5 separate regions of the Homo sapiens genome follow, and regions 1, 2, 4 and 5 are each linked to region 3. Evidence: read pairs that join two places in POLR2A ChIA-PET (ENCODE). Cell type or tissue: MCF 10A. All regions are shown on one strand. Links, peaks and the distances in the headings refer to the core of each region. The heading gives the core; the rest is flanking DNA. Region 1 overlaps LOC102723834 (a long non-coding RNA gene). Region 2 holds the start of LOC124904527 (a long non-coding RNA gene). Region 3 overlaps ENAH (ENAH actin regulator). Region 4 holds the start of LOC107985352 (a long non-coding RNA gene). Region 5 overlaps LINC02765 (long intergenic non-protein coding RNA 2765).

Region 1 (5,960 bases), core at 1,280-5,279, 190 kb before region 3:
ATCCCCATTTACACATGAGGAAACTGAGGCAGCTGGGTTAAATAACTTGCTGGGAAGTTAAGGAGTTAAGATTCCACTCAGGAAGTGGGAAGGGGATGTGGGGGCTATATGGTTTCCCTCTTGCAGGAGGTTGTTGTTGACCTGCCGGCTTCCCATGCGGCTGACAGTGGCTTCTGAGCTCCTGAAGCTTCAGAAGTGTTTGCATTTTATTAGTGTAATGATAGTTTGCAGTATCTAACCCATAGCAGTGTTTCTCAAACTGTGCGAAGGACTAATTTGATTTTTTTTCTTTTTTGAGACGGAGTCTCGCTCTGTCACCCAGGCTGGAGTGCAGTGGCGTGATCTCAGCTCACTGCAGGCTCCGCCTCCCGGGTTCATACCATTCTCCTGCCTCAGCCTCCCGAGTAGCTGGGACTACAGGCGCCTGCCACCACGCCTGGCTAATTTTTTGTATTTTTAGTAGAGACGGGGTTTCACCTTGTTAGCCAGGATGGTCTCGATCTCCTGACCTCGTGATCCACCCGCCTTGGCCTCCCAAAGTGCTGGGATTACAGGGGCGAGCCACCACGCTTGGCCAATTTGATTTTATTTTTAAAAATTTCTGGGGGCTGGGCGTGGTGGTTCATGCCTGTAATCCCAGCACTTTGAGAGGCTGAGGTGGGTAAATCACCTGAGGTCAGGAGTCCAAGACCAGCCTGGCCAACATGGTGAAACCCCGTCTCTATTAAAAATACAAAAAATTAGCTGGGCATGGTGGCGGGTGTCTGTAATCCCAGCTACTCGGGAGGCTGAAGCAGGAGAATTGCTTGAACCCGGGAGGCGGTGGCTGCAGTGAGCTGAGATTGTGCTATTGCACTCCAGCCTGGGCGACAAGGGCAAAACTCCATCTTAAAAAAAAAAAAAAAATCTGGCTAGGCACAATGGCTTACACTTGTAAATCCAGCATTTTGGGAGGCTGAGGTGGGAGAATCCTTTGAGCCCAGGAGTTCAAGACCAGCCTGGGCAACATGAGACCCCCATCTCTTAAAAAAAAAAAAAAAGAATTAGCTGGATGTGGTGGCTCACACCTATAGTCCCAGCTGCTATTCAGAAGGATGAGGCAAGAGGATCACTTGAGCCCAGGAGTTCAAGATTGCAGTGAGCTTTGATCGTGCCACTGCACCCCAGCCTGGGTGACAGAGCAGGACCCTGTCTCAAAAAAGAAAAAATCTCCTAATCATTGCATACAATTTGATAATTGTTATAAGAGTTTCTAAATCCTCTCAATTTCTGACTTATCTTGTTGTAGATGAATAGTGAAGAGTTTGCAGGCCAACACCAGTTCGAGGACAGTATTTTGATGGGCACCAATATGTGGTATCAACAAAGCAGCTTCATACTTTTAAAATTTCATTTCATTCATTCAATACACATTTTTTTAAGTGCTTACTACATAGCAGGCACCCAACTAGGTGCTACAAATCAAGTAGGAAAAAAGAACAACGGGGCCTTCATAAAGTTAACATTCTAGCAGGGAAAGCAGAATTGAAACAATTTACTGAGAATTAATTATTTTTTATAATTAATTATAAAAATAAATACCACTGGGCATGGTGGCTCATGCCTGTAATCCCAGCACTTTGCGAGGCCAAAGCAGGTGGATCACCTGACGTCAGGAGTTCAAGACCAGCCTGGCCAACATGGTGAAACTCCATCTCTACTAAAAATACAAAAAAATTAGCCTGGCATGGTGGCGGGCACCTGTAATCCCAGCTACTCGGGAGGCTGAGGCAGAGAATTGCTTGAACCCGGGAGGCGGAGGTTGCAGTGAGCTGAGATCGTGCCACTGCACTCCAGCCTGGGCAACAAAAGTGAAATTCTGTCTCAAAAATAAAATAAAATAAATAAAAATTAAAAATTAATGCTAAAGAGACGATCAGAATACTCAGCGCTCCTATTGGGGTGCCCAAAGCCAGGCTGATGGGTAAAGGAATGCTTCTCTAAGGAACCCTTCATCTTAGAGCTGAAGAATAAGCAGGGGCTGCAAGGCCCCAAATGGGGAAAGAGGGTTCTAGGGAAAAGGAGGGACAGAGAGAGAGCCCTGGAGCAGACAGACACACAGGAGGCTGCTAAAATAGTGTCCTGTAGGTCTCTAGAGCCCATGCCAAGGATGGTGCATTTTATCTCAAGAGCTATGGAAATCTCCTGAAGGATTTTAAGCCAGGGGTGGGCAAAATGGTCAGATTTACCTTTTAAAAATCATACTTTTACTTTCCCAATAATTTAAACACAGCAGATTTTCATAATAATTGTAACACGGAACTAACAATTCATTACAGAGATTTTCGCATGTGAACAAAAAGTTTGGGGCTGCTAATCTATCGCAAGAGTTATTTTTGATTCCCATGGCTCTACAAACACATGATGTAGACAGTCACTTACATCTCCAAAGAGGTCGCTATGCTCCTTCTGCCTCCTCCTCTCAGTCCCTACCATCCTCTAAGTAGCATCTTAAGAAGAGCGGCTGTGTGAGGTATGTGACCAAACTCCACCCACTCCTCTTTTTTGCACTAACAGAACCACAATTTAGTTCAAGCCAGCAATATTCCCAAGAAAAACTCATTTTTAAACCTATTAAAAGTGACCATGTGACACAGTTCTGGCCAATGGGAAGACAGCAGAAATCTGCTGAGGATTCAGGGAAACCTTTTGCTTTCCAGATGAAAGGAAGCCATCTGGCTAGTACAGTCCTGTCCCCTTCTTCCTACCTTAAAAATCAGTCGTGAGTCCCAGAGGTGCTGCAGCCATCTTGCCATCATGAGGCAACAAGCACAAAGATGACAATCCAACATGGTAAGGTTGGTGGGACAGAAAGAAACTGAGTCCTTGAGAACTCGGCCTCTGTCCACTTCTGTTCTTCTTGTTACATGAGAAAAATAAACCCCTATAGGCTGAAGCTGCTGTAAGTCTGGTTTTCTGATGCTTCAAGTTGAAAGTAAGTGAGCTTCCCAATTGGAAATGGATGGTCCACAAAATCAGATCAACTTGCATAGCACAGTATTCTCCCCCCTGCGGCTGTTCCCATCTTTGAACGTTTAGATATTTCAAAGGAAAAAGCCTTTTCTATTATTTCTGACATGGCTTCGCCCTTCTCACCAGGAGCTGTAACGGGATAAGTAGGCTCTGTCACGGGTCCTTTGTTTCCTAAAAGGGGAAGGCCGGAGACGAGGTTTCATGGAAAATGCTGATATACTACACCACATCAGAATGTGCTGTTCTCATTTATTTTTTAATACAAACCCATCTTTGCATGTGGGCACTGGCAAAGAGTTGATGGTTATGAAATGTTGGGCGACAGTGGTAATATGGGAGGTGACACACAGCAAAGGAATCTCGTCTTCAAATTACACAGAACACAAAACCATTGTGGTTCATGACATAGCTCCCACATTCTTTCCGTATTTATCCAACGGGGCTCCAGTGAATTGGATGGTGTCTTCTGTTTGTTTAGTGAGTGTGTAAAACTCCTGGACAGGGTTGTGTGAAGCAATGTGTAAAAGCCACAGTCGCCAGCCTGTTACCGCTACCTTATGTCCATTTTCCTCTGTGCCACGAGCTCTGCGGAGAACCAATGAGAACAGTTGGTACAAAACTCAGGGAAGAAGTTCAGGAAGTAGTTGTCAGAAATGATGCACGCTACAGTTACTATATTCAGTGCCAAAGCAATTCATTTATCTTTACAGACACACACAAGCAGAAAGGGTGAATTCAAAGGTAGTCCTCTGGGCAGAGAAAACATTGCAATTCTAGACACACACTGTCAAGAAGCCCATATGTCTGCAATGTAAAGGGCTTTTTTAAGATTATAAGCTGTCTTTCAAACACAGCAGCTTCTTCTAAAAATAATTCCATTTGATCAGACAAAGTGGGAAGAATGCTACTGGTTGGTATCTCAGGGGCAAAGATAGAATCAAAACAGAGTATAATCTCTCATGCCTACAAAAGGGCCCCAGGAAGGACTATTCATCAAAGAGGAGATGTTTTAAAGGAACACATACACTATGAGAGTGGCCAAAGGAAAATATAAAATGCTGAAATATATGCAAAATGAAGCCTCTGTGGTTTATAATGAGGCTGAAATCTCACTGATGGGGTCTGGCTTAACTCTGAATTAAGAGAATGAAGCTGAAATCCCCATGACCTTGAGGCAGCAGCTGAAGACTTCAATGTATGTACATTTTCGGTCACTCAACTTTTGTAACATCTGGAGCATGATTAATGCTGTGAGGGGTTTAAGAACTTTTATTGGCACTAATAGTCATTGGTTGCCACTAAAAAATGGTCCTGCTGCCAGCAAAACAAATGGTTAGGCATTTAAAGCCCCTATCAGGGTGGAAAAGGGCATTTTGCCAATTTTAGTTTCCTCTTGGAAACCGTGTGGTCAATTTTCCAAACTATGTTTGAACTTCAAAAGTCCATACTTGCTGCACTGGGTTAGATGGGCTTCCTGGTATTTCAAAGAAGTTTACAAAATCTTTGGAAAGTCTAAAAGTTTTAAGATCACAATTTGGAGAAAAAAGAAATATTATCAATAAATGTGCAGAAAAATACCTTAGGAGAATTTAAAATATTAACAGCAGTTACATGTGGAGTAGTAGAATTACTACTTCTTTACACATTTTGCATTTTCCAAAATTTCTATTATAAGCATACATTATTTTTATAATCAAAAGACTTTATAAAGTACTTTTAAGAAGAAAAAAATTGTTTCAAGACTTCCTTCAAAAACCAGGCAGCTTTCTATAAAGAAAAAGGTGTTAGGCCAGACACAGTGGCTCACACCTGTAATCCCAGAATTTTGAGAGGCTGAGGCAGGCGGATCCCTTGAGGTCAGTAGTTCAAGACCAGCCTGGCCAACATGGTGATACCTCGTCTCTACTAAAAATACAAAAATTAGCTGGGCCTGGTGGCACACACCTATAATCCCAGCTACTTGGGAGGCTGAGGCAAGAGAGTCGCTTGAACCCAAGAGGCAAACATTGCAGTGAACCAAACTCATGCCACTGCACTCCAGCCTGGGTGGCAGAGTGAGACACCATCGAAAAAAAAAAAAAAAAAGGAAAAAAAAGAGAAAAGAAAAGAAAAAGGTGAGTTGGATTCCACCTTTGGCACTCACTAGTATGTAACCTTGGTATTAGAGATAAGCATTATATGATTAAATTAAATAGATATAAAGTGCCTGCAGGGGTGCAAGACATATTGTAAATGCTTAATAAATGTGAGTTAGCATCATTATTTCACCTCAAATGAAGTTCAACATTCAAAACAGTATTCAAAGGGCCCCAGGTATAGAATTCTATTCTGATGAGAAATTTATCTGAAAATTTTTTTTGTTTTTTTTTGAGATGGAGTCTCGCTTTTTCACCCAGGCTGGAGTGCAGTGGTGTGATCTTGGCTCACTGCCAGCTCTGCCTCCTGGGTTCAAGCAATTCTGTGCCTCAGCTGGGATTACAGGCGCCCACCACCACACCTGGCTAATTTTTTTGTATTTTTAGTAGGATGGGGTTTCACCATCTTGGCCAGGCTGGTCTTGAACTCCTGACCTCATGATCCACCCACCTCGGCCTCCCAGAGTGATGGGATTACAGGCAGATTTTTTTTTTTTGAGACGGAGTCTCACTCTGTCACCCAGTCTGGAGTGCAATGGCACGATCTCGGCTCACTGCAAGTTCCGCCTCCCGAGTTCATGCCATTCTCCTGCCTCAGCCTCCCGAGCAGCTGGGACTACAGGCACCCGCCACCACGCCCGGCTAATTTTTTGTATTTTTTAGTAGAGACGGGGTTTCACAGTGTTAGCCAGGATGGTCTTGATCTCCTGACCTCGTGATCCGCCCACCTCGGCCTCCCAAAGTGCTGAGATTACACAGGCATGAGCCACCAAGCCCAGCCAACCTGGATTTTTAAAAGGAAGGAAAACTGTC
Region 2 (5,960 bases), core at 835-4,834, 260 kb before region 3:
GTGGGAATATGGCAGAGATGTCTGAGATGACCGTTTGAGAAAGAAGGCACTGGAGTGGGCAGTGAGGACTGGAACATGGTGTGGAAGGTCCTCCCACCTCCCTGTCTCGACTTAATTTTTTTTAGAGGCAACAGGGTTAGGGACTGGCCTAGGAGCTTAGTGTGGCACCTGGGGCTGCAAGAGCCAGCATGCTGATAACCACAGCTTTCTCGCAGTAAGTAAAGGGAGAAAAGGGTTTGAGAACTATCAGAGCTCAGCGCCCTGAGCTGGGAACTGTGGGAGGACAGATGGAGAAGATAAGCCCAGAGAGGGGGGGTGAAATCATAACCAATTAGGTGTCTGTCCTGGATCCTTCTCGACTCAGACCTGAGAGCCACTGTTCCCAGCTCCCCTGGCTTATCACTCCATTATCACTTTCTCTACCCAATTTCTCTGCTTTGCTCTTATTCTCTTCTCACCTCATCCAGCTTTCCAGCCACTGTGAGAGAGAAAAATTGTAAAACATGTAAAGCTTTTGTTTGTAGTGCACAGATGAGGTGCACTGCATCTCTTGTTTGACCAGTTGCAAGGCTGGTGTGTCTGGTTGCTCAATCTCCAGCTATTTTGCTGCCTCTTACGATTGGTGCCCTGTCGTCAGGACGCAGGGCCCGGGAGGGCAGGCACTGGCCTTTGTGACCATAATACCTCTGACAGGACCATGCAGATAGTCCTGCTCAGTGGGTATTTACTGATGACCAAGATGACAACACATGGGGAAGATACCCACCCAAGTTTTAAGAAAATATTCTTTAATTGCTGACGGATAGAATTTCTGTATCCCCAGAGATGATGTCTCAGGGCATACGTGTTGAGATCTGTGGAACTGTCTGTGCGTAGGGGTGAGGGCTGGCTTGGCTTCTGGGCCTCCTCCTGGGTATGGGTCACCAACAGCCTCATGGGCACTACCTTTCTCCTCACATTCCAGTTTGAAACCACCCAGGCCCCTGGAAGCCCCTTTCTCTGCACAAGGCTGGGATCGTGTTTGTGCATGAACTGTTGGGTATTCTATACCCGCTCTGCGCCTCATCACACAATACCTCCCTGTTCTCAAAGCACCAGCCCAAAGTCACTCCAGCTTCTCAAGTTTCATAACTGCCCAGCAAACTGCACCTGGCCCTTCTTCCCCTGGGGCTGCAAGGTTGGAGGCCGAGTGGATGGCCGCCTGGTTTTCCCCACTCCCTGCTCAGACAAGTCCAGGCCCCCCAGGTGACTGGGGTTTTGGAGACTCATTCTTGTGCAAGTCAGAGAATGCTTCTGCGACTCAGGACATCTTTCAGGAGGAAGCTACCTCTTGTTCCGTGCAGGAAGAGGCTAATCAGGTCTCAGGCTCACCTGTGGGCAGAAGTAGGCAAGCTACTTTGGAGTGCAAGGAAGTAGGGATCAGCAGTGGCATGGTGCCCTGAGAGACCCCCAGCCCCGACCTAGAGAATTCCTGACATACCTCCCAGCTACGCTCAGCTGTGAGGCACACACTGAGCTCTAGGCCAGCCCTGACCTTGGAGCTTCCACCACAAGCACAAACAAGGCCTTTAAAAAGCTTCCTAACTTCCTGGGGCGGGGGTGGTTGGGGCCAGTGTGTTGATTGCCGTTGTGTCATTTTCTGGTGTGGTTCCAGGTGGCTGGCGCCACTGCTTCTCCTCCATCCAGATGCTGAGGCCAAGGGGGCTCAAGGGGGCAAGTTGCTTTGAAGCTCCCGGCGCTGACCTCTTGTGCCCCGTCTTGGTGTTGGGAAGCCTCACAGCTGTTCTGGGCCCGCAGAGCCTTCTCCTCGTTGACTTGGGGCTTTTTGGATCAGGATGTTGGTGAAGCAGAGTTTTGGCAAGAGCCTTGGCAGCTGCTGCCAGTAAAGAGGCTGAAGGAAGATAATTAGACCTGGTAATTGGTTGCTTTTTAGCGACTGTGGCTGGGAGAAGACACTGAAAAGCTGTCCTCCAGGACCAAGGCTAAACTGTCCCCATGCTAGGGGGAAATGCTGGACCCCAGCTAGTCCTGCATGTCTCGTCACATCTTACCTGACACATCTATCTGGCTGTGAAATGATTCTTGAATCCCATCCCACCCCCACAAAGCAGTGTGGGTTTACCTCGCCTGTGTTCATGCTCTGTTACACCCAAGCCTGGAACCAGGCATCTGAAAACTTTGAAACCAGAGGTAACCTTTAGATGGAGTTACTTAACTCTAGCTGCTCCAGAAAGATTCTGTGGGGCTTACTGTGAAGGACTTCATTAAAGGCTTTTGTTTTTGGACAGAGCTGACTCATCATTTCCCCAAGATAAGTTTGCTTCTGGGCAGTTTCCAGGCTCCCATCTCTCCAGTTGGCCATTTTGCCAGACCAGATGGCTCATATTAGATCTCAATTTACAACTTGCCACCCCTTGTGGGCATGTGTTCTGGATTCGTCCCAGCCTGAGCAGCTGATTCACTCGGATGTTCTGGGAAGCCCTTACCGTTTGATTCCACTTCACCGTAGATGCCGTCCATGGGTCTGATTTCCAGTTTCTGTGTGAATCCTGCTGACCTAAACCCTGACACAGAAGTGTAGCCCTGGGAGCCTAAAGATGGACCTCGGGCGGGGTCCCCAGCAGCTCTGCATTGGGTCCTTGAGAGGGGCACTGCCTTAGGGAGGGCTGATCACTCAAAGTCTATGAAAGGATGGACTAGATTGGAATCAAGAATCTGCTTTTGTGGCTATGTAATATCTTAGAGAAAAGCAGAAGAAAGAATGGAGGACCAGTTTGAGTTCTGCGATTTTAGGTTTAAACAGGTGGCCTTTCTGCTGGCGTCCCCTCCTGACCAGTTATCCATGCATTTGTTCAGATGCATGAATAGATGGTTATTGAGCATATACTCTGTGCCAAATGTAATGCCTAGGGCTCAGGAATAAGGATCAAAGGACAGTTCTTGCCTTCAAGGGACTTACTGACTGATGTCTGAGATAGGCAGGTGCTCACAACAAAGTGAAAGTTGGTATAGTGCAGTGATCAAGAATGCAGACTCCGGAACCAGACTGGCTGGATTCATATTCCTGCTCTGCCGCTTACGAGCAGTGTACCTTTGGGCATATTTCCTAACTGCTACATGCACCAGTTTCGTCATCTAGAGAATGGGAATAATATTGATACCTACCTCAGTAGACTTCAATTACTTAGAACTGTGCCTGGGAATAGTGAGGATGGTATACACTGGGGAAATTTTTAAAGCTATAGGCCAGGCACAGTGGCTCATGCCTATAATCCCAGCACTTTAGGAGGCTGAAGCAGGAGGACTGCTTGAGCCCAGGAGTTTGAGACCAGCCTGGGCAACATAGCAAGACCCCATCTTTACAAAAAATAAAAATTAACCTGACATGGTGGCATTTGCCTGTAGTCCTAGCTATTTGGGAGGTTGAGGTGGGAGGATCGTTTAAGCCCAGGAAATAGAGGCTGCAATGAGCTGTGATTGTACCACTGGACTCCAACATGGTCAATAGCGAGAACTGTCTCAATAAAGTAAAATTGCCTTGGCGTGGTGGATCACACCTGTAATCTTAACACTTTGAGAGGCTAATGTGGGAGGATTGCTTGAGCCCAGGAGTTCGAGACCAGCCTGGGCAACATAACGAGACCCTGTCTCTACAAAAAATAAAATAATAAGCTGGGCGCAGTGGCTCATGCCTATAATCCCAGCACTTTGGGAGGCTGAGGTGGGCGGACCACGAGGTCAGGAGATCAAGACCATCCTGGCTAACACGGTGAAACCCCATCTCTACTAAAAATACAAAAAATTAGCCGGGCGTGGTGGCGGGCGTCTGTAGTCCCAGCTACTAGGGAGACTGAGGCAGGAGAATGGCGTGAACCCGGGAGGCGGAGCCTGCAGTGAGCCGAGATTGCGCCACTGCACTCCAGCCTGGGCAACAGAGCATGACTCCATCTCAAAAATAATAATAAAATAAAATAATTAGCCAGGCATGGTGGCACACACCTGTGGTCTCAGTTCTTCGGGAGGTTGAGGTGGGAGAATTGCTTGAGCCTGGCAGGTAGAGGCTGCAGTGAGCCAGGATCATGCTGTGTACTGGTCTCACAGAGTGAGACCCTGTCTCTAAAATAAAATAAAACAAAACAAAGCTACAGCTCCACAGGGAGCAAAGGACTTAAGAGGAAGGAAGGGGTCGTATAGAAATCCCAGGAATCTGGGATTCTGGCATTTATAACCAGGAAAGCTGAATTTGAGTTTAGAGTCCACTACAATATATTTATTTGATTTTGAATAATTACAACCTTGATTTGCTCCTTGGTAAGGTAGAAATAGTAATATCTTCCTTTCCAACCTCATTGGGAAAAAAGAGAGAAACCAAAATTTGTATCTATTATGTACCATATGGTTTTATTCTGAGAATTGAGAGAAATAACATATTTTAAGTGTATGTAAATTTTTTTTTTTTTGAGATGGAGTCTCACTCTGTTGCCCAGGCTGGAGTGCAGTGGCGTGATCTTGGCTCACTGCGAGCTCCACCTCCCGGGTTCACACCATTCTCCTGCCTCAGCCTCCTGAGTAGCTGGGACTGTAAGCACCTGCCACCACGCCCGGCTAATTTTTTCGTATTTTTAGTAGAGATGGGGTTTCACCGTGTTAGCTGGTATGGTCTCGATCTCCTGACCTAGTGATCCACCCGCCTCAGCCTCCTAAAATGCTGGGACTACAGGCGTGAGCCACCGTGCCCGGCCAAGTGTATGTAAATTTTAAAAATGCATTGTAAACTGTAAAGTGAACCACAGGATAATCATGATTTTCTCCCTGTTCCTCCTGTCCCCCAGGTTGAGCATGTGGATAACTGAGAGATGATGAAAAAGGCAGGCACTCTGGGCTGACTTTCATTATAAATAGTAGGTACAGCTGTGGTACTGTTTTGCCTCCATGCGATTCTCCATGTTTTCCATGTTATTTAGTTCCTGATTACTAAAGCTTTGAGGTACCAGAGGAGGCTGGTGATTTCCTTTAGAAAGAGGAACTGGGAGCAGCAAGAATCATAGTGAGATGTGCTGAGCTTTTCAGAGGAAAAGTTCATGGATGATGCATCTGACGTGATGAGCACAAACATTTCCCAGCGCAGACCCAGGTCCTTCCAGGTCTGAAGGAGCTGAGTTCCCAGCTCCTGTGAGCCTCACTGTGTCTCAGGGCTTCTGAAAGGCAGGTCCTGCATATAGTGCAAGCTTATAAATGGAAGTGAGTGAGGGGGATGGCAGGTGTGATGGGGATGCCAGCCTTGCTGTTTTCTCACAATCACAAGGAGCTTTCACTTGTCTGGGAGACTTCTTGGCAAGGTTGCAGAGCTCACCACCAAGATTAAAGGCCGGCTGGCCAGGCAATGGTAGAGGGGAGGAGGAAGTCTGCAACAGGACGAGCAGGCAGCATTTGGGCCTGTTTGGGAGACTGGCCAACAATAACGGGATTACCATCCGCTGCCCTGATATCTGCCAGGAAATTGTGAGATGAAATTTCAAGGACCCTACCACAGAGTCAGAGAGTGTGTGGGATGACTTGGCTAAAAGCAAGAATCCTTGGGGAAAAAGGTCCAGTTTCCTGGTGTTCCATTTGTCTGTTTGCAGAACGGAAGCTCTGCCAATTCCCTGGCTCTCTTCTCAGCCTCTCCCAGGCCTCTGACAACCCTAGACTCTAAGGTTGAGAAGGGAACTACCTCGGAGACTTTTATCCAACTCTCAATAAATGGAGGAAAACAGCCATGACCCTGCTTGACGACTTAACCAATCTGAGCCTCAATATTCTCAGCTCATCTTACAAGGCTCTTATGAGGAGCAGTTGAAACAATGCATGTGGAAATTCTTTGTAAAGTGCTTTAAATGGGGCCGGGGGCAGTGGCTCACGCCTGTAATCCCAGCTTTGGGAGGCCGAGGCAGGCAGATCACCTGAGGTCAGCAGTTTGA
Region 3 (5,960 bases), core at 1,249-5,248:
TAATTTAAAAGGAAGGAATTCGCCTAAATTCATATGTTTCCCTTAGGAGCTTGATGGTTATTGGCTGTGCCCCTTCAGAGTGTAACCTTCATGCCCTCCTCCCTGATTCAGCTGGGCAAACTCTGCTTTGTCTGTGCTGTATATTGGTGTGCAACAAATAATATGTTCCCCCTGCTCCATCTGGCCACCTTAGATGCCATTCCTCAAATCTGTCTCTCGTGTCTGGCTTTGTAGCATTGGCTAGTGAAAGTTCTCAAGGAGAACACATGAGGAAAGGAGCTGTGGGGAGGGTTGAAGGGAAGATGGTTGAAGACAGGAGAAGAAAGTCTAAGCTGAAATGAAAGGGAGAGAAGACCGATGAAAGAGAAAGTGGGGAGTGGCAGAAAGAATATTAGAAGTGTTCGTGTAAAACACTAAATGTATATAGCAACAGGGGACTGGTAGATGTGATATTAATATATATCTGTATATTTAGGAAGATTCAGAGCCTGTAACTTCTAAGGCCTCTTCAACAAGTACACCTGGTAAGTTCAAGATAAATATTTTAACCTTTATAAACTTTCTCTAAATATTAATACTCCCCAGTTAAAAATTCCCCCTTTCCCCATATTTGGACCAAGTGACTGGACACTAAAATGCCAGAGTTCTTTGTTCCCACCTGAAAGCATTCACTTTTTTCCTCCTGGAAGCTGCTGTTACTTTCTTGAGGTTACTTACTAAAACAAGGAAAATATTAATGTACTATTAGATGACAAGAGTATTTTTCATAATTGTTTTTCTAGAGGTAAAAATAAAGTGAGCATGTTAGTTAGTACTACAGTCTGCTTCAGAACATTCTCAAATTGAGAAGGATGTCCTAGCCATTCATTTGGGTGATATTGATAATTAAGGGAATAAAGTTTCTGATTTGTAAACTTAAAAAGTCTCCTTAAAATTTTGGGGAAGTGTTCTTGAATTCAGTGAAATTTCTGACATTGAGAATTCTTGAGCATCTGATAAATCACCTAGAATATTAACAAAAGTATATTTCACTAGAAGTACTTGATGAGTACTGTATCCAAGATGAGAATACGAACTCATTACATATTCACATGTTATTTCTTCATATTTGATTAAAGACTAAGGGCTGGACTATCTATTGAACTCCTTATCTATTCTGGAATGAAATGACATAAATAAACTTGATGAGTTAATATCTAGAGTGGTCCATAAGAAACCATTATAGAGAAATGCTTATATTCCTACAGTTTTGATTTAAAGACAACCAGCTGCATCTACAGTTCCCTTTTTAATTTTCATTTTTTTAATTTTTTTGAGATGGGGTCTTGCTCTGTTGCCCAGGCTGGAGTGCAGTGGTGCAGTCTTGGCTCACCGCAACCCCCACCTCCTGGGCTCAAGTGATCCTCCCACCTTAGCCCCCCAGCCCCCTAAGTAGCTGGGGCCACAGGCACATGGCACCACTCCTGGCTAATTGTTTGGATTTTTGGTAGAGACAGGGTTTCACCATGTTGCCCAGGCTGGTCTCAAACTCCTGAGCTCAAGTGATCCACCTGTCTCAGTCTTCCAAAGTGCTAGGATTACAGGCGTGAGCCACAGTGCACCACCTAGAATTCCTTTTTTTTTTTTTTTTTTTTTAAGTACCTCTGAAGTTTTTGTTTTTGTGATTGTAATCCATCTTTTCACCACTCCCCCCATTCCTCATTCTTATTATTAAATGGTGACTCTTCAGTAGGTTGATTGCTATACCATAATTAACATCATGGCTTTGTTTTCCCTCTGAATAGGACTCAGTTTGTTATTTTCATTAAAAATTCACTGGTTTGTGACCCACTTATTTTAGCTTTATCCTTCTTTCTGTAAGCCAAAATTAATTGTATGTACTCTCATTAGTACCGCATAGATGTTGTAAATCCGAACCATATTTTGGGCTCACAGAACCTTTAGAATATGATGAGAGCTATAGATCCTCTTTCCAGGGAGGAAAATTGTATTTTTATTCAGATTTGTTCATAATTTCAGAATATTCATGAATTTCTTGAAGGTTATCCATGGACTCCAAGTTAAAAATTCCTTATCTAATATATAATCCCTTATATAAAATATGAAAAACTAAGGCACAGGTTTTGTGTGTGTGTCATATATATAAAATCAAAAAGGGCAGGGCCTGTTTTCTCACTTGTTTCATTCCGTTTTTAAACTGACATTGTGTCAGGCACCTGAAGTGAAAGGTACAGGTCCTAAGCCCAAAAAAACTCATGGTACAGCTGGGAAGATGAGACACACAGGTGTGAAGTTAACCTTTTTACAACCACTTGTTGAATACTAAGTAGTGTGTCACAGAGGGAGGAAATGACACATACGAGTCACCTGAGTCAACTTTGTAGGGAAAAGTGACATCTTAGTATTCCTTGAAGAGTATTTAGTTTGGCTGAAAGTGAGGGGAAGGTGTGATATTTCAGGATGTAAGTATAGCATGAGCAAGGTATGGAGTTGGAGATGAGCAAGAAGAGATTAGGAAATAGGAAATAGACTAGAACGGGGAATTCTTTTTGAGGAATATTGTAGGGAAAAGGTTGAAAATATGAGTTAGAAACAAAAATGTTGAGAGCCTTTTATAAAATTATCAAGAGTTTAGACTTTATCCTGCAAGTACTGAGTTCAGTGGACATTTAATCCACTGAAACTGTTTGAGGCACATTAAAATGGCACTTGTGATTTTCCCATTGAAACTAGGGAGGATTAAGATAGGCAGACCAATTAGGAAGCTCTATACGCATGCCAGTAAAGATCCTCTGAAGGGAACCCAGCCTTGCCCCTCCTGAAACACACCCGAGCTCCTTAGAGAGAAGAGGCCCTTGCTTCTCAGCTTCCACAGGGCCAGCTGAACCAGATGAGCCCTTTTAAGACTAAAAGATAGTTCTGGTTTGGCTGATTGAGAAAGGACCTCAGCCAGCTGTTAAAAGGTAGCACTTGCTACATCTTAACCACTTTGGAATTACTCCCTCATCCTTCCACCCGCCGCCTCTTTAGTGACAGTGTCCGATGACCGTTCCCTTCCCTGTCCCGGTGTCCCTCAGTTTCATTCAGGACTTCCCTTTTTTCACCTGCTTGGGCTGGTGTCACTTGGATATGTTTCTGATTCGGCCTGTCCCAAACCCCATCCGATTATTTGATCTTCCTGGTCAAGTGTGGAACTTGACACCACTGTGGCGGTCATTGAGAGGCTGTGTTAGCTGTTAGAATACAAAAGAAGGAATATAAAAAAGAAGGAATTTAGTTGATGAGGAGTAAAGCAAGATCAATAATGACTTTAAGGTTTCACATCTAATGCCTTCATGCAACAAGAAATCCAGAACCAAAAGCAGGGCTTCATGGAAGAGTGTGAGTTTATTTTTGCGTTAAGTGTACTTTGAAGAGACGGTAAGCTACCTGAGAATGTGCAAAAGCCAGCTGAGGAGCTGCATTGGAACTCAGAGCAGTTTTAGTTAAAACTATACAATGAGATCACAATTCATGAATAGACTTCATTCTCCTGTGGCCCAAATTCTTTCCTCCATGAGAAGATTCCACTTCTGATTTTACCCAGTCATGTAGTGAGGCCAGTGACAGCATCAGTGAGTCAGCCCAGATTAGAAAAACAATTCAAGCACAATAGACAGCCAACTAGTGAGTCACTGACTACATAGTGTCTTTTGTAATAAGAGCTTAGAGCGAGCTTGTTTATATTTAACTGGAATAATCGGCTAAGGCCCAAGAATTAATTGTTTAAGAATCAAGGAAGTACAATAGAATTTCAGGATTCTGATATTTATTTTGAGTTGTTCCTATTTTTTTCCCCAAGAGGGACTATTTGGATTTAGATTAAATGTTGAAATACATGAACATATTATAAGTTATACTTACTGTTTTTATCATTGGCACTAAAAAATAATTTAAAACAGTGTCGGTAATACTATTCCATTTTAATTAATTGAACTATCCTAATTTTAAAATTATCCTACTTTATTCTTACTGTCCTTTCTTTGTTAGAGAAACTCCTTACTATCCTAAGGTTATAGAATCATAATATTTTAGACTTAACAATGTAAGTTTTCCTTGGAAACTTACTGTACTAGCTTATAATTTCTTCTCATTTTAAGGTCTGGCATTGTGCAAATTAGAGTCCTTACAGATTTCAATTAAAGTTTAGAATTTAAATTTTTATTTATATTACTACTATGTAAACAGGTATAATGAGATTTAGTATTTTGTTATTTGTTTTATAATAACTCTGGAAGCATTTATTTATTTAATAGCTTTTGTTTTTTATTTTTAAAGAACCAACAAGAAAACCTTGGGAAAGAACAAATACAATGAATGGCAGCAAGTCACCTGTTATCTCCAGGTATCAATTTTTTTCTCTAAGTTTTATATTTTATTTGTATAAAAAAAAATTAATGCATTCTTAGTGTAGAAAAAAATTGAATGGTAAGAAATTATACAGAGGAGCCCATAAAACTCTCGTGATCCTCCTAGTATTGGACAACCACCAAGCCTCATTATATATTACTCATCTACATTACTAGTGATTGATAAATTCTACCCTACATTTATTAACCAGATGATCTGAGATTTTAAGATAGCTTTCTTTTTCCCAATTTGTATTTTGAAAAATTCAAAACTACAGAAAAATTAAAAGGATAGTACAGTGAATATGCGTATACCCATTTCCTAGGTTTAACAGTTGTCAACATTTTGCCCCACTTGTCTTAAATATCTACCTATCCACACTTTTTTCCCCTCTGATTAGTTTGAAAGCAATTCACAAATAAGAACTGTTTCACCCTAAATACTTCAGTGTTTTTTGGAAGAACCAGGACATCTGCTATGTAACCACAATACCATTATTACTCTCAAGAAATTTAACATTAAGCAATAATATTATCTACTATAGTATATAGTCACATTTCCCCATTAGTTCCAATGACATAGATTTTATGTATATATATTTATGTATATATATAATTTTTGGAGCCTTTTTTAAACCTGAATATCAGCTGGAGAGAAAAGAGAGCAAAATAAAACATACATCTTTGAATTTGTAAAGTAGAAACATGTATTTCCCTATCTCATTTGAAACTTGTAAGTGTAATCAAGTTAGAAAAGATAGTATCCAGAAACAAGGCTAGTTAATACTTGTTTCTACAAGTACATGTGGGCATATTTAGGCAAATTTGTTCTTCCTTTAGCTAGGCATACTTTATTTTCATGACTAAATTTATATCACAGCTCCTGAACATAGATGAAACCTTTTCTTGGTTTATGAGACAGTTTAAAGGACTTGTATTTTTCCCAGAAAAAAAAAAAGTATGTATTTAGAAACTAAAAGGTATTTTGTCTTTTCTTTCTGAGCTATTTGCCTTATTTTTGTCTCGTAAAAAGCAACTTGACTCTAATTATAGAAACCTAATAAAGATAAGTACAGGGATAGACTTTATATTATCACAGACCTGTTCTGTGTTAGTCTAAGTCTGAATTTGGATTTGGCTTCCTATGTGGTTCTTTCTGCTAGTAGGAAAGAAGATTTGGTAGTGACACAATTGTTTAAGCTCCACAAAGAAACTAGGCCTTTTGGAATGTATAAAAGCTTTTAGTTTCTAAGTGATTGAAAGATGATCATATTTTACTTTAGAAGAAAGGGGGAATTGCTTTTGGTGGACATGTGTTTTCAGTAGAGTAGAAAAATTGCACATTTATGTTTCTCAGACTCCTAACTGAGATGGCCTTCTAACACATCTCTACTAGTTACGGATTTTCTTCAGTAGCACATTATGAAGTGCTGATTTATTAAGCCCATAACAAGGAGCTGGCTAGGCGTGGTGGCTCATGCCTGTAATCCCAGCACTTTGGGAGGCTAAGGTGGGTAGATCACTTGAGGTCACGAATTTGAGACCAGCTTGGCTAACATGATGAAACCCCAT
Region 4 (5,960 bases), core at 890-4,889, 230 kb before region 3:
AGTGGCATGCCAGCCATCATGTCTGCATTCCAGGCAGCAGGACAAAGGGAGAAGGACAAGCGAAGCAACAAAAGGTTGGCCCTCTGAGTCAGCTCCCTCTCAGCAGACTTCTTGAAATTTTTATGTATAATATTCCCTTATATCTAAGTGGCCAGGAACACTTGGAAATGTAGATTTTAGCTGGGTACTTTGCTCCATATAAACTTGGAGTTTTATAATTAAGAGGGAAACAGATATTATGCAATAAGCTGCAGTCTCTCCCCCAGTCCCCAAGCAAACCTGTCAGGAAGGACCCTCCCTTATTTTGGTAAAAAATCAGTTGATCTGTCTATAGGCAGCTCCGCTTTGCTCTACATCTCAGTTTTCACTGATACAAGGACTAGTCATCAGTACTTTTTTCTCTATATAAAGAACTACAATGGCTGGGCGCAGTGGCTCACGCCTGTAATCCCAGCACTTTGGGAGGCCAAGGCGGGCGGATCGCTTGAGGTCAGGAGTTCGAGACCAGCTTGGCCAACATGCTGAAACCCCATCTCTACTAAATATACAAAAATTAGCCAGGCGTGGTGGCGCATGACTGTAGTCACAGCTACTCGGGAGGCTGAGGCAGGAGAATCGCTTGAATTCAGGAGGCAGAGGTTGCAGTGAGCCGAGATTGCACCACTGCACTCCAGCCTGGGTGAGAGAGAGAGATGCTGTCTCAAAAAAAAAAAAAAAAAAGAAAAAGAAAAAGAAAAAAAGAACTACAAGAGAAGGGTCCTCTCCCTTGCTCTGTTTCTTGCACTTACCACTCGCACTCATTACTAGATGGGGCCACATGAAGAGTTCAATGCAGAACTGCAGAAAGGCTCTTCAGCATGTGGGCGTCTCTCACAAGGCCGGATGATTGAGCTGAAATGAGTTGACAATCATGTTGATGTAAGGCAGTGCATTAGGGGCCCTGCTGTAGCAGTGACAGCCTGGATGCTCTGCATTTCAGATGGGCAGGAAATGCTCTGAGAACACACAGGCCTGGGCACTGGTCTACAGGACCAGGTGAAGGAGGAAGGACCCCATTCCCTTCACCCTCATCCTCCAAGGCAGGTAGTACCCAATAGCCATGCCTACAGCATATTCCCCATAGGTGTGGGCAGAAGACCCCACTCCCTTGAACTCTCTAGTTAGTGCTTTCTCAAACTGCAGTTTGATTTTCTCTTAAATGGGAAGTGTCTGAATGTAGGGCAACTGTGGGAAAGGAAGCATGGGAGAGTAATGATGAGCTTGGGTTGGAATCCTGGCCTTGCCCGTTGTTTTCTGTGTTACCTTGCTAACTCGTTTCACTCCCTCCAAGTGCCTATTTCGTGAGGTAAAATAAGAATGGTAATGACACCCCCCTCGCCGAGCTGCTCAGAGGATTAAACAAGATAATGTAGGTGAATGCATTTAGCACAGTGCCTGGGGTACAATAGGTACTCGATAAAAGAGAAAATAAAATGGAGATAGATGGCAAAAGCCACTGTGAAGACTCAACCCCTAAACAAATCTTCCTCTGAAATCAGAGAAATTTGCAACACTGGCATCTTGGCTGGAATCCCAGGATAAGATGGGCACTTACAGCAGTAAAGCCAGCCACACCCTGGACACCAGGCCCCAGAGGGCAGGGGCTACTCCCCATCCGAGGGCTGCCGAGCTCAGGAAACTGATTCATATTTTGTCCTGGGGACACTGCACTTGGAAAAACATTATTGATTCCATGGTTCAGGTTGCAAAGGGAGGAAGAAAGATGGAATTTCATCACATAAAGCACTTATGCCTACTGTACTTTCTCTTTAGAGAGGCACTTGACAATCATTTTCATTAGTGTCTCTTCTTAAAACAACCTCAGAGATAGCTTATCCCCATTTTATAAAGGCAGAACATAGGAGAAATAACTGGCTGAAGAGCATGTGGCAAGGTGGCAAAAGTCAGAGTTCATGATCTCCAAATTTCTGGCATATTGCTTAACTAACCAAGCTTCGGCAATCCGCTCCACAAATGCCTGGCGAGGGCCTCTCAGTCATATACTTATTGCTCAGATCAGTCACTCATGATCACCAGAAAAAGGCAAACATGTAAATCTAGGCTACATGATTCGTTTTTCTTAGCAGCTTAGGACAGGAGATGAAAAGTGACTTTTCTAACCGTATCACAAGTGGTTCTGTGTCCAGCAAGTCCTGGAACAGAGATGTTGGAACTATTCCAGGATATACGTTACACCATAGAGCTCTGGATGCCTAGAAGCAATGAAGATGGGGTGGGGGCAGTGAAATAGCCAGCTCCTACGCTAAGTGCAGCCCTCCCCACCAGGGCTGTAGCCGGGCTGCCCCCTCACCTGAGGAACTCATGCCTTTGATCACGGCAGCATTACAACCTGTCCCTGATACCAAAAGGAGAAACACTCTTGGCCTGTGCCCTCTTGGATGGATCATTTTTCAGAGAACAGGACGTTTAGTGAGTTTGTCTCAAACTGCACAGAGAACATGGTGAACCTGCTAGGGCTGATTGCTGAGGGAAATTAAGAAGACAGGGATAATGGCTTTTCCTCTGTTGCTAAAGCCAGCATGTACCTGAAATGAGCCCCAAAGCTCAGGCCTGACTTCATGCCTTTCTTGTCCTGGGAAGAGGGTTTATCAGATTCTAAAGACTGCATTTCAGTTATCTTTGTTTCCAATACTGAAGCAGCTCCCTCTGCTCACCGAGGCAGAGCACTTTCTATCTCTTTTTCAGAAAAATCCCAAGGAACAATTGTTTTGGATTACTTAGTGGACTCAGCATGGAAACTGCTTGTGTGGCCCAGCTAGGTAGGGGCGTTCAGACAAGGAGACCTGACCTGGAGCCTCTGGGATGATTCCAAGGTATTGCATGCATGCGTCTGCTGTGTGTTCATTAACTGCTGGGGAAAAAACTCTGGGTAGTCACAGCCATCTACTGTCAGTTTTCAAGACAGGCTTCAGCAGGCAAGCAGCTTGGTGGGAGGCGTCCTTAGTCAGCTGGGAAAGTAAGGCTGACGCGCTGTCCGACCTCAGCGAGGCATGTGTCATACTCTTTCCATTCTCTGGCACTCTCTGGCTCTTCCTAAGGCCTTTTCTCAACCAGGCACATTATGTGATGTAGACAGCAAGCAGGATTGGAGGCTGGCAGTCCCCAGAGCGGAGCTGGCAGTGGCCACTTAGACTCCCTCATATCACATCGTTGGCTTCCAAGCCCAGATGTAGGTGCCTGCCCCTCCCATTGGGACCTTGCCAAATCTTTTGTAACATTTTAAAACAGCCATTGAAGTGCCAGATGATAAAATTTCCCTTGGAGATTGAGAAATTCTGATTGGGATGATGGCAGCATTCTGGAATTTATGTGAGATTTGCTTCCCAGGGGCCAGAAGCGAGGAGGTCAAGACTCCAGGTCCCCATCCCAGCTTAACCAAAGAACCACTACTTTTTTTCTTTTCTTTTCTTTCTTTCTTTTTTTTTCTCAGACAGTCTTGCTCTGTCAACCATGCTGGAGTGCAGTGGTGCAATCTTGGCTTCTGCAACCTTCACCTTCCAGGTTCAAGCGATTCTTTTGCCTCAGCTTCCGGAGTGGCTAGGATTACAGGTGTGTGCCACAATGCCCGGCTGATTTTTGTAATTTTAGTAGAGATGGGGTTTTACCATGTTGGCAAGGCTGGTCTTGAACTCCTGGCCTCAAGTGAACTGCCCACCTTGGCCTCCTAAAGTGCTGGAACTATAGGTGTGAGCCACTGCACCCAGCCCCCTACTTTTTTTTTTTTTAGATGGGGTCTTGCTCTGTTGCTCAGGCTGAAGTGCAGTGGCATGATCATAGCTCACTGCAGCCTCAAACTCCTGGGCTTAAGAGATCCTCCAGGGCCAGGCGTGGTGGCTCATGCCTGTAATCCAAGCACTTTGGGAGGCTGAGGCGGGCGGATCACGAGGTCAGGAGATCGAGACCATCCTGGCTAACACGGTGAAACCCCATCTCTACTAAAATACAAAAAAATTAGCTGGGTGTGGTGGCAGGTGCCTGTAGTCCCAGCTACTCTGGAGGCTGAGGCAGGAGAATGGCATGAACCTGGGAGATGGAGCTTGCAGTGAGCCGAGACTGCGCCACTGCACTCCAGCCTGGGCGACAGAGCGAGACTCTGTCTCAAAAAAAAATAAAATAAAATAAAAAGAGATCCTCCTAATGGCCGGGTGCAGTGGCTTACACCTGTAATCCCAGCACTTTGGGAGGCCAAGGTGGGCAGATCACTTGAAGTCAGGAGTTCGAGACCAGCCTGGCCAACATAGTGAAACCCCGTCTCTACTAAAAATAGAAAAATTAGCTGGGTGTGGTAGTGCATGTCTGTAATCCCAGCTACTCGAAAGGCGAGGCAGGAGAATTGCTTGAACCTGGGAGGCGGAGGTTGCAGTGAGCCGAGATCGCGTCATTGCACTCCAGTCTGGGCAAAAGAGTGAGACTCCATCTCAAAAAACAAGAGATCCTCCTGGCTCAGCCTCCTGAGTAGCTGGGACTACAGGTGTGTGCACCACAACACCCAGCTAATTTTTGTATTTTTTGTAGAGACAGAGTCTTGCTATATTATCCAGGTTGGTCTTAAACTCCTAGCCTTAAGAAATCCTCCCACCTCCGCCTCCCAAAATGCTAGGATTACAGGCATGGGCTACTACACCTGGCCTTTCTTTTTGGTTTTACATGCTGAAGTTAGGCACAGATTTCAATTGAAAGAGGGTTTTGTTGCTTTAAAAGTGTTTTAAAAGTCCTGCCCTGCATTATCCTTATCACCTCCATTAGTAACTATACAGAATTTTAAAAGAGGAAAAATCAGAGAGGGAAAGGTAAGTTATTTATTGGGTATGAAGAAAAGCCACAGATGTTGTTTGGGCCTCAGCAGGGCATCTGTGCAGGTGTCTGCGCATTAGCAACACCATCTGCTTGGTTGTCTCTCAAAGGAAGAAGAATCCTGGCCTAATGAACTCCTCAAGCTCTCTTCTTTGGGAAATAGGAAGATCACAATTTGAAATCTTAATACGAGGTAATAATTGAATATATAAGCACCCTACATAATCCAGAACTAAAAAATGTGAAATTAAGTCATGAATTGCTTTCAAATATAGCAGGAATCTTCTAGCCTCTCTCTTCCAGTCCTAAAAGGCACCACGAAATGCTGCCTCAGAGCCAAGGCCCCAAATAAATACATGCTAATAAGGCTGATTTTCCCTTTTCACTCTTCTCCTGGGCAGTATGAACCTTTGACTAGAGAGAGGCAGAAAGGAGCATCTCAACCCATTTAGGTGGTGGCCTCTTTCAAAGTGAAATGTGAAGCCAGGGCTCCAAACCGTCATTGTCCTGAGAGTTCCCAGGAAGGCTTTTGCGTGGTGACCTGGATGCCCGTCCAAATGGCCTTGGCTGGTCCCATCCCTCACTCTAGCTCCCTAAGGGTCCTGCTGCTATCAATTGACTGTGAACATTTCCTTTCACTGCCTTTTGCAAACTGCTGGGTGAGTGCCAAGTAGTAGCTTTGCAGGGTTCATTCACCCCAGGGCTGGGAGCTTTTCAGCAGTGTAGGCAGGTTATGTGTTTCAAATCAGCATAGTAGGGCAGAGTGATTTGGAAGCCATTTCATTTTTTCAGTTCATCAAACTCCTACTCACTGGGAATCTCTAAACCAGCGATATGAAACCTTTCTGGAGTTGTGACACCCTGTTGTCACTCATTTTATTTCATCAAACACCCACCCCTCTTAAAAATGCCATGAGGCATGTATTTATTTTTAAGATGAAAGTGAATTAAAATTGGAAAATTACCTAAGAATTTTCTGGCACTCTAGCAAAAAAGGAGATCTACCAGAGGTGTTTGGAAGTCAGGATCTTCATTAAGAATCATCACTCTACACAGGGAAGACACTTGACGGAATTGAGAAGTAGGAAGAATTTGTCCTTGCTCCT
Region 5 (5,960 bases), core at 839-4,838, 55 kb after region 3:
TATTAAGCATTAACTCACATGATCATAAGGTCCCACAATAGGCCATCTGCAAGCTGAGGAGCAAGGAGAGCTGGTCCAAGTCCCAAAACTGAAGAACTTGGAGTCCAATGTTCGAGGGCAGGAAGCATCCAGCATGGGAGAAAGATGTAGGCTGGGAGGCTAGGCCTGTCTAGTCTTTTCACGTTTTTCTGCCCGCTTTGTATCCTAGCCACACTGGCAGCTGACTAGATGGTGCGCACTCAGATTGAGGGTGGGTCTGCCTTTCCCAGCCCACTGACTCAAATGTTAATCTCCTTTGGCAGCACCCTCACAGACACACCCAGGATCAATACTTTGCATCCTTTAATCCAATCAAGTTGACACTCAATATTAACCATCACAGAAGTGTATAATTTTACTTCTTATATTTAAGTCTTTGATCCATTTTAAGTTAATTTTTGTGTATGAGGTGAGGCAGTGTTCTAACTTCATTCTTTTATGCGTGGATGTCTAAGTTGTCCCAGCCCCATTTATTGAAAATTGTCTTGGCATCCTTGTCAAGAATTAATTGGCTGTAAATGTGAGAATGTGCTTCTGAACTCTCAATTCCATTCCATTTATCTATATATCTCTATTCTTTTTTTTTTTTTTTTGAGACGGAGTCTTGCTGTTGCCCAGGTTGGAGTGCAGTGGCGCGATCTCGGCTCACTGCAGGCTCCGCCCCCCGGGGTTCACGCCATTCTCCTGCCTCAGCCTCCGGAGTAGCTGGGACTACAGGCACCCGCTACTTCGCCTGGCTAATTTTTTGTATTTTTAGTAGAGACCGGGTTTCATCGTGTTAGCCACGATGGTCGCGATCTGCTGACCTCGTGATCCACCCGCCTCGGCCTCCCAAAGTGCTGGGATTACAGGCGTGAGCCACCACGCCCGGCCTATATCTCTATTCTAATGCTAGGATCACACAGTCTTGATTACTGCAGCTTTGCAGTAAGGTTTGAAATCAGAAAGTGTGAGTCCTCCAACTTCGTTCTTTTTCAGGATTGTTCTGGCTATCCTGCGTCCCTTGAACATCTACATGAATGGGCAATTCCTTTTAAGATGCTTTATTTATTTTTTTTTTTTTTGGATAGAGTCTTGCTCTGTCACCTAGGCTGGAGTGCACTGGTGTGACCATGGCTCACTGCAGCCTCAACCTTCCAGGCTCAAGTGATCCTCCCACCTCAGCCTTCTGAGTAGCTAGGACTATAGATGTACTAATTTTTATTTTTCTATTTTTTCGTACATATGAGGTCTCACTATGTTACCTAGGCTGGTCTTGAACTCCTGGGCTTAAGCCATTCTCCCATCTCAGCCTCCCAAATTGCTGGGATTACAGGTGTGAGCCACTGCTCCTGACCCTTTTAACATACTTTAACTCCTCCTCCCTTTCCCTGTCATCATCCATCTACAAATGGATTGATTAGCTTTAATGGGGAAACACACGTCTCCCCTTTCTTGTGTTTTAGAACAACACTCAAAATTAACAATCGTTCTGAGTGATTCTTTTGTTTAAAGAGCTCTTCTGATTCACTGTGGACTCTGGGGGCAATTGTCACCCTGGTTCTGGTTTTCTGAGACTAGACATAAGGGGTGGGTGGCGTGGGAGAGGTGACAGGAGCAGCCAGCCTGTGTTGAACAACAGTTCTGGCGTTTCTCTGACTTCTCTATCACCCTGGTCGAATGGGTGGCTGAGTCACCAGTGTGTGAATCACAAGTGGAGAAATGTCAGGCAGTTGACAGACTGGTCTTTGAAGGCAGTGGAGCCTGAACGCAAGTGCCTTTCTGAATCTCTGCGGGCATTTATTAAATGCAGATTCCTGGAGCTCATGATTCAGGCATCCTGAGCTCCTAAGAGATGCTAAGTCCTCTCTCTGTAGAGTTTTCACTCTAGTGGAGAAAAGGCCAGTAATAAACAAGCAAACATCAGATACCAATGTTAATTGCAGAAAACAACGATAATGTCCAGAGAGTACCAGGAGGTCTACTTCAGATCAGGTGCCGAGGGAAGATCTCTTAGGAGATGACATTTCAGCTCAGATCTGAATGACCAGAGTGAGCCTCCACTGAGAAGGCTTTTGTGGCTATGAGAGTGCCCTGCCCAGCCAACCTCAGGATGGCTGCTAAGGGTATCTGTGCTAAGCTGACTTGAGCCACATTCTCTTCCAGGAATGACCATCTTTATGTTTTAGCTGTGTTCTTGTCACATTCTCTCCCGTTTGTGGATATTTTTGTGATGCAACCTTGTTTGCTTATTACTCACTAGTGGAGAGAGGTGAGGAGTTGTTCACTTTTTGTTTGATCTCTGTTTTCTCCCACGAGGACACACATTCCCGGAGGGCAGGGGTGCTCTGTCTTGTTGCATCTGTGTTCTCATACCCAGCACAGGTTCTCAGTAAATATATGTTGAATCAACTAATGATGCAGCATCAACTGCTACCAAATTTAGCTACTGATCCTGGCACCTGTTATAACAAATAAACACGACTGTGTGTGATGGAGCATTGCCAACTTCTGATGGGTGTTCTGTTTAATCCAAATGTTAGACTGTGAGGCACATTTTCAAGAGTGCAGGTTTTAGTAACTGCTCTTCCTGTAGAGTGCTGTGTTCTTTTGTGCATAATATGTAATAGTTAGTGAGCATTAACATTTGTTGTGAGATTTGCTACATGTCAGAAGCCATGCCCAGTGCTTAATGCATTATTCCTATTTACCTCTAACAAGTCATATTCATGAAGGTGCTATCATTATTCTCATTTTATGGATGAAGACACTGTGGCAGCTAGAAGCACTCACTTGCCCAAAGTTGCACTGCTGCCAGATGAGAATCTGGGATTCTCAATCCAGGAAATATGTCTCTGATATGGTTTGGCTGTGTCCCCACCCAAATCTCACCTTGAATTGTAATAATCCCCTCCTGTCAAGGGCAGGGCCAGGTGGAGATAATTGAATCATAGGGGCAATTTCCCCCATACTGTTCTCATGGTAGTGAACAAGGCTCATGAGATCTGATGGTTTTATAAATGGGAGTTCCCCTACACAAGATCTCTCTTGCCTGCCACCATGTAAGACGTGACTTTGCTCCTCATTCACCTTCCGCCATGATTGTGAGGCCTCCCCAGCCATGTGGAACTGTGAGTCAATTAAACCTCTTTCCTTTATAAATTATCCAGTCTCAGGTATGTCTTTGTTAGCAGCATGAGAACAGATTAATACAGTCTCCAAAACTGATGCTCTTGATCATGATGCTATGCCCCTTCCTCCAAATGAATATCTAGAAGTGTCCAGCCCAGTGGATTATTCTGCAGATAAGATGCACCCAAACACATATTTTCCTAAGCACCTGAAATGAGTTTTTTTCATTTTTATTGTGGTAAATATACACAAAATTTATTACTTTAACAATTTTTAAGTGTACAGTTCAGCGGCATTAAGTACATTCACACTGTTGTGTAACCATCACCACCATCCCTCTCCAGAATGTTTTCTTTTTCTCTTTCTTTTTTTTTTTTTTGAGATGGAGTCTTATTCTGTCACCCAGGCTGGAGTGAGTGGCGTGATCTCCACTCACTACAAGCTCCACCTCCTGGGTTCAAGCGATTCTCCTGCCTCAGCCTCCCGAGTAGCTGGGACTACAGGCGCCCGCCGCCATGCCCGGCTATTTTTTTGTATTTTTAGTAGAGATGGGGTTTCACTGTGTTAGCCAGGATGGTCTCCATCTTCTGACCTCATGATCTGCCCGCCTCGGCCTCCCAAAGTGCTGGGATTACAGGCGTGAGCCACCGCGTCCAGCTCCAGAACGTTTTCATCTTCACAAACAGAAACTCTGTATCTGTTAAATAGTAACGCCCCATTCCCTTCCCCCAAGCCCTGGTAACTCCCATTTTACTTTCTGTCTTGATGATTTTGACCAGTCTAGGAACCTCGTTTAAGTGGAATTCTACAGTATTTGTCTTTTGTGTCTGGTTTCTTTTACTTAATTATGCTCTCAAAGTTTGTGCATGTTGTGGCAGGTGGGGGCATGGTCTTCCTTTAATGGCTGAGTGATATTCCATTGTATGTAAATACAACGTTTTGTTCATCCATTCACCCACTGAGGGACACATGGGTGGCTTCCCCCTTTTGGCTATTGTGAATAATTCTGCTATGAACATGGGTGTAAGAAGCATGTTCTATGTATTAATTAAGGAAATCAAGGCCTCACCCAGAATGTGTCCTGGGGCTGGAAGGGCAGTTGGGGTCCTGAGGGTGACCTGTCTGCCCGTGGCCCCCGAGCTGGTCGGGAGAAGGCGCCATAATTTTCATGTCCTGTGCCCTCCTCACCCACCACAGCCCTTAGCCATATCTACACCACTGCCTTTCCCACCAGACGGTGAGGCCCCAGGACAGAGACTGGGGTTTTTTGTTGCTGCTTCACCGCCCCCGCTGCTGGCCCCTGCAAGCGCCAATTCTTGTGGTGCACGAGTTCCCCAGGAGAGGGGCCTCTGCACTACTGCCGAACGGAGCCCAGCACAGGTAAATAGTGCCAAGATTTGGGGAGAGCACCCTGAAGCGGGGTGGGCGCGGGCGTGGGCAGCGGGCAGATACTTGCAGCCCGCTTGGCACTGGGAAGCACCCACTCCCAGGCTGCTTTAGGGGGCGCTGCTGCTCTTGGACCCCAGAATGGCTGGACCGAGTGTCCCTAACCCAGCTGGGTGCCACTCTCAGAAGGCGCTATGGCGCTGACACGCAGGAATCCAGGCAGGCTCCCGCGCTGCCCCCGTAGCCTGACCCTGTTTCCTTTCCCAGTGTCTTTTTTTGTCTTCTTTCCAAACCATCTCTGACAAGTGGGGACAAAGTGAAGGGCAGTCTGAAGTTTTCTGAAGGCCTGGTTCTTAGAAACTTTTATTTTTTTAATTTAAATAAAGATTCCAGGAGATACTGTTCTGTCCTAACAAAGGAGTCTCGCAAGGTGTGTCTCTAAAAGGCCACCACGTCAATGACTCAGCCCTCCATAGCAGGGAGCTGAACCACAGGGGCCTGCAGATGGCTACCATTGCCCACAGGGAGATGCTTCTTTACCCACATTAGCTGTTCAGAGGGTATCTTACCAAACCACAACTGCCTCTGTCCGTGTGAAGGAAGGACAGCAAGCTGCCCAGGGCCACTCTGTGGCATAGCCTATGGAGTCAACTCAGCTCTCAGCCAATCCATGAGCACTTAGCGAGCACCTGCTAGGCCCCACAAGCATTGCTCTAGGACTGGGAATGCAGCTGCGAACAAAACAGACACAAACCCCTGTCCCGCAGGAGCTATTCTTCTAGCCCAGACAGACTGATGGGTGTACAAGGAGTGACATATGTGTGTGGTGGAAAGTGCTCTGCAGGGAAGGAAAGGGACTGGGTCAGGTAATGGGTTGCAGTTTTCAGCAGAGTGGTGAGGAAAGGCCTCACTGCAAAGGCAAGACCTGAAGAAGAGAGGGAGAGAGCCTCAGGAGTGTTGGGGAAGTGTTCCAGTCATGAGGGCAGCATGTGCAAAGGCCCTGAGGTGGAATCCAACAGCACGGAGGCCACTGTGGCTAGAGCTGAGTGAGCAGAAGGAAGAGGGTCAGAGGAGGAGGCCAGTGAAGGGGAGGAGGATTCTGAAGGGCTGTGTGCACCTTGGTAAAAGATGGTGATATGGTTTGGCTGTGTCCTCGAGCTGCTGCGGCCTGACAATGAAACCAAGCTTCCAGCAGAAGTGGAGGCAAGGGCTAGGAGACTGTGGCTCCAGTGATATCATATGAGTCCCTTGGTCAAGTTGAGCCGGAAGCACCAGATCTGTCCCTAGACTTTTTGGTTATGTGCCAGGAAAACAATTTCCTTTTTTCCCTTTTCTCTTTGCAGTTTACTTATTGTTATATACATTGCAGTTCAGAGAGTGCCCCTGCTCACAACTGTGTAAGCAGAGTGAGGGTTTACACGGGC

The links. Peaks named below come from ENCODE experiments on the same cell type or tissue, not always from the same donor. Only the 100,000 strongest peaks of a DNase experiment are listed, where the experiment ranks them.
Region 1: POLR2A ChIA-PET joins it to region 3 with 15 read pairs; 2 of 35 experiments call an interaction of 5 or more read pairs at or near these places.
Region 2: POLR2A ChIA-PET joins it to region 3 with 12 read pairs; 14 of 35 experiments call an interaction of 5 or more read pairs at or near these places.
Region 4: POLR2A ChIA-PET joins it to region 3 with 32 read pairs; 7 of 35 experiments call an interaction of 5 or more read pairs at or near these places.
Region 5: POLR2A ChIA-PET joins it to region 3 with 13 read pairs; 4 of 35 experiments call an interaction of 5 or more read pairs at or near these places.

The regions. Positions count from the first base shown.
Region 1 is chr1:225,697,894-225,703,853 of GRCh38, reverse strand. It overlaps LOC102723834 (a long non-coding RNA gene), which reads right to left. Exons shown (of 4, transcript XR_426933.4): 2 at 2,748-3,597. Among named protein-coding and RNA genes, the nearest start is that of ENAH, 48 kb to the right of the region's middle. RefSeq lists an enhancer at 2,899-4,098. In MCF 10A, for the core only: no CTCF peak of the experiment used is centred there; a DNase peak (open chromatin) is centred at 3,423.
Region 2 is chr1:225,763,545-225,769,504 of GRCh38, reverse strand. It overlaps LOC124904527 (a long non-coding RNA gene), which reads left to right and starts at 4,757. Exons shown (of 2, transcript XR_007066905.1): 1 at 4,757-4,901; 2 at 5,625-5,960. RefSeq lists enhancers at 240-409, 1,322-2,817 and a silencer at 1,027-1,198. In MCF 10A, for the core only: no CTCF peak of the experiment used is centred there; DNase peaks (open chromatin) are centred at 1,214, 1,604, 1,864 and 2,354.
Region 3 is chr1:225,506,375-225,512,334 of GRCh38, reverse strand. It overlaps ENAH (ENAH actin regulator), which reads left to right. Exons shown (of 14, transcript NM_018212.6): 10 at 476-524; 11 at 4,318-4,384. Among named protein-coding and RNA genes, the nearest start is that of LINC02765, 42 kb to the right of the region's middle. RefSeq lists an enhancer at 2,748-3,947. In MCF 10A, for the core only: no CTCF peak of the experiment used is centred there; DNase peaks (open chromatin) are centred at 2,384 and 3,624.
Region 4 is chr1:225,733,026-225,738,985 of GRCh38, reverse strand. It overlaps LOC107985352 (a long non-coding RNA gene), which reads right to left and starts at 977. Exons shown (of 2, transcript XR_001738499.2): 1 at 789-977. In MCF 10A, for the core only: a CTCF peak has its summit at 2,950 (motif pointing left); DNase peaks (open chromatin) are centred at 1,625, 2,095 and 3,135.
Region 5 is chr1:225,450,702-225,456,661 of GRCh38, reverse strand. The region is part of intron 2 of LINC02765 (long intergenic non-protein coding RNA 2765); the gene reads left to right. Among named protein-coding and RNA genes, the nearest start is that of LINC02765, 14 kb to the left of the region's middle. RefSeq lists an enhancer at 289-789. In MCF 10A, for the core only: no CTCF peak of the experiment used is centred there; DNase peaks (open chromatin) are centred at 1,711 and 2,401.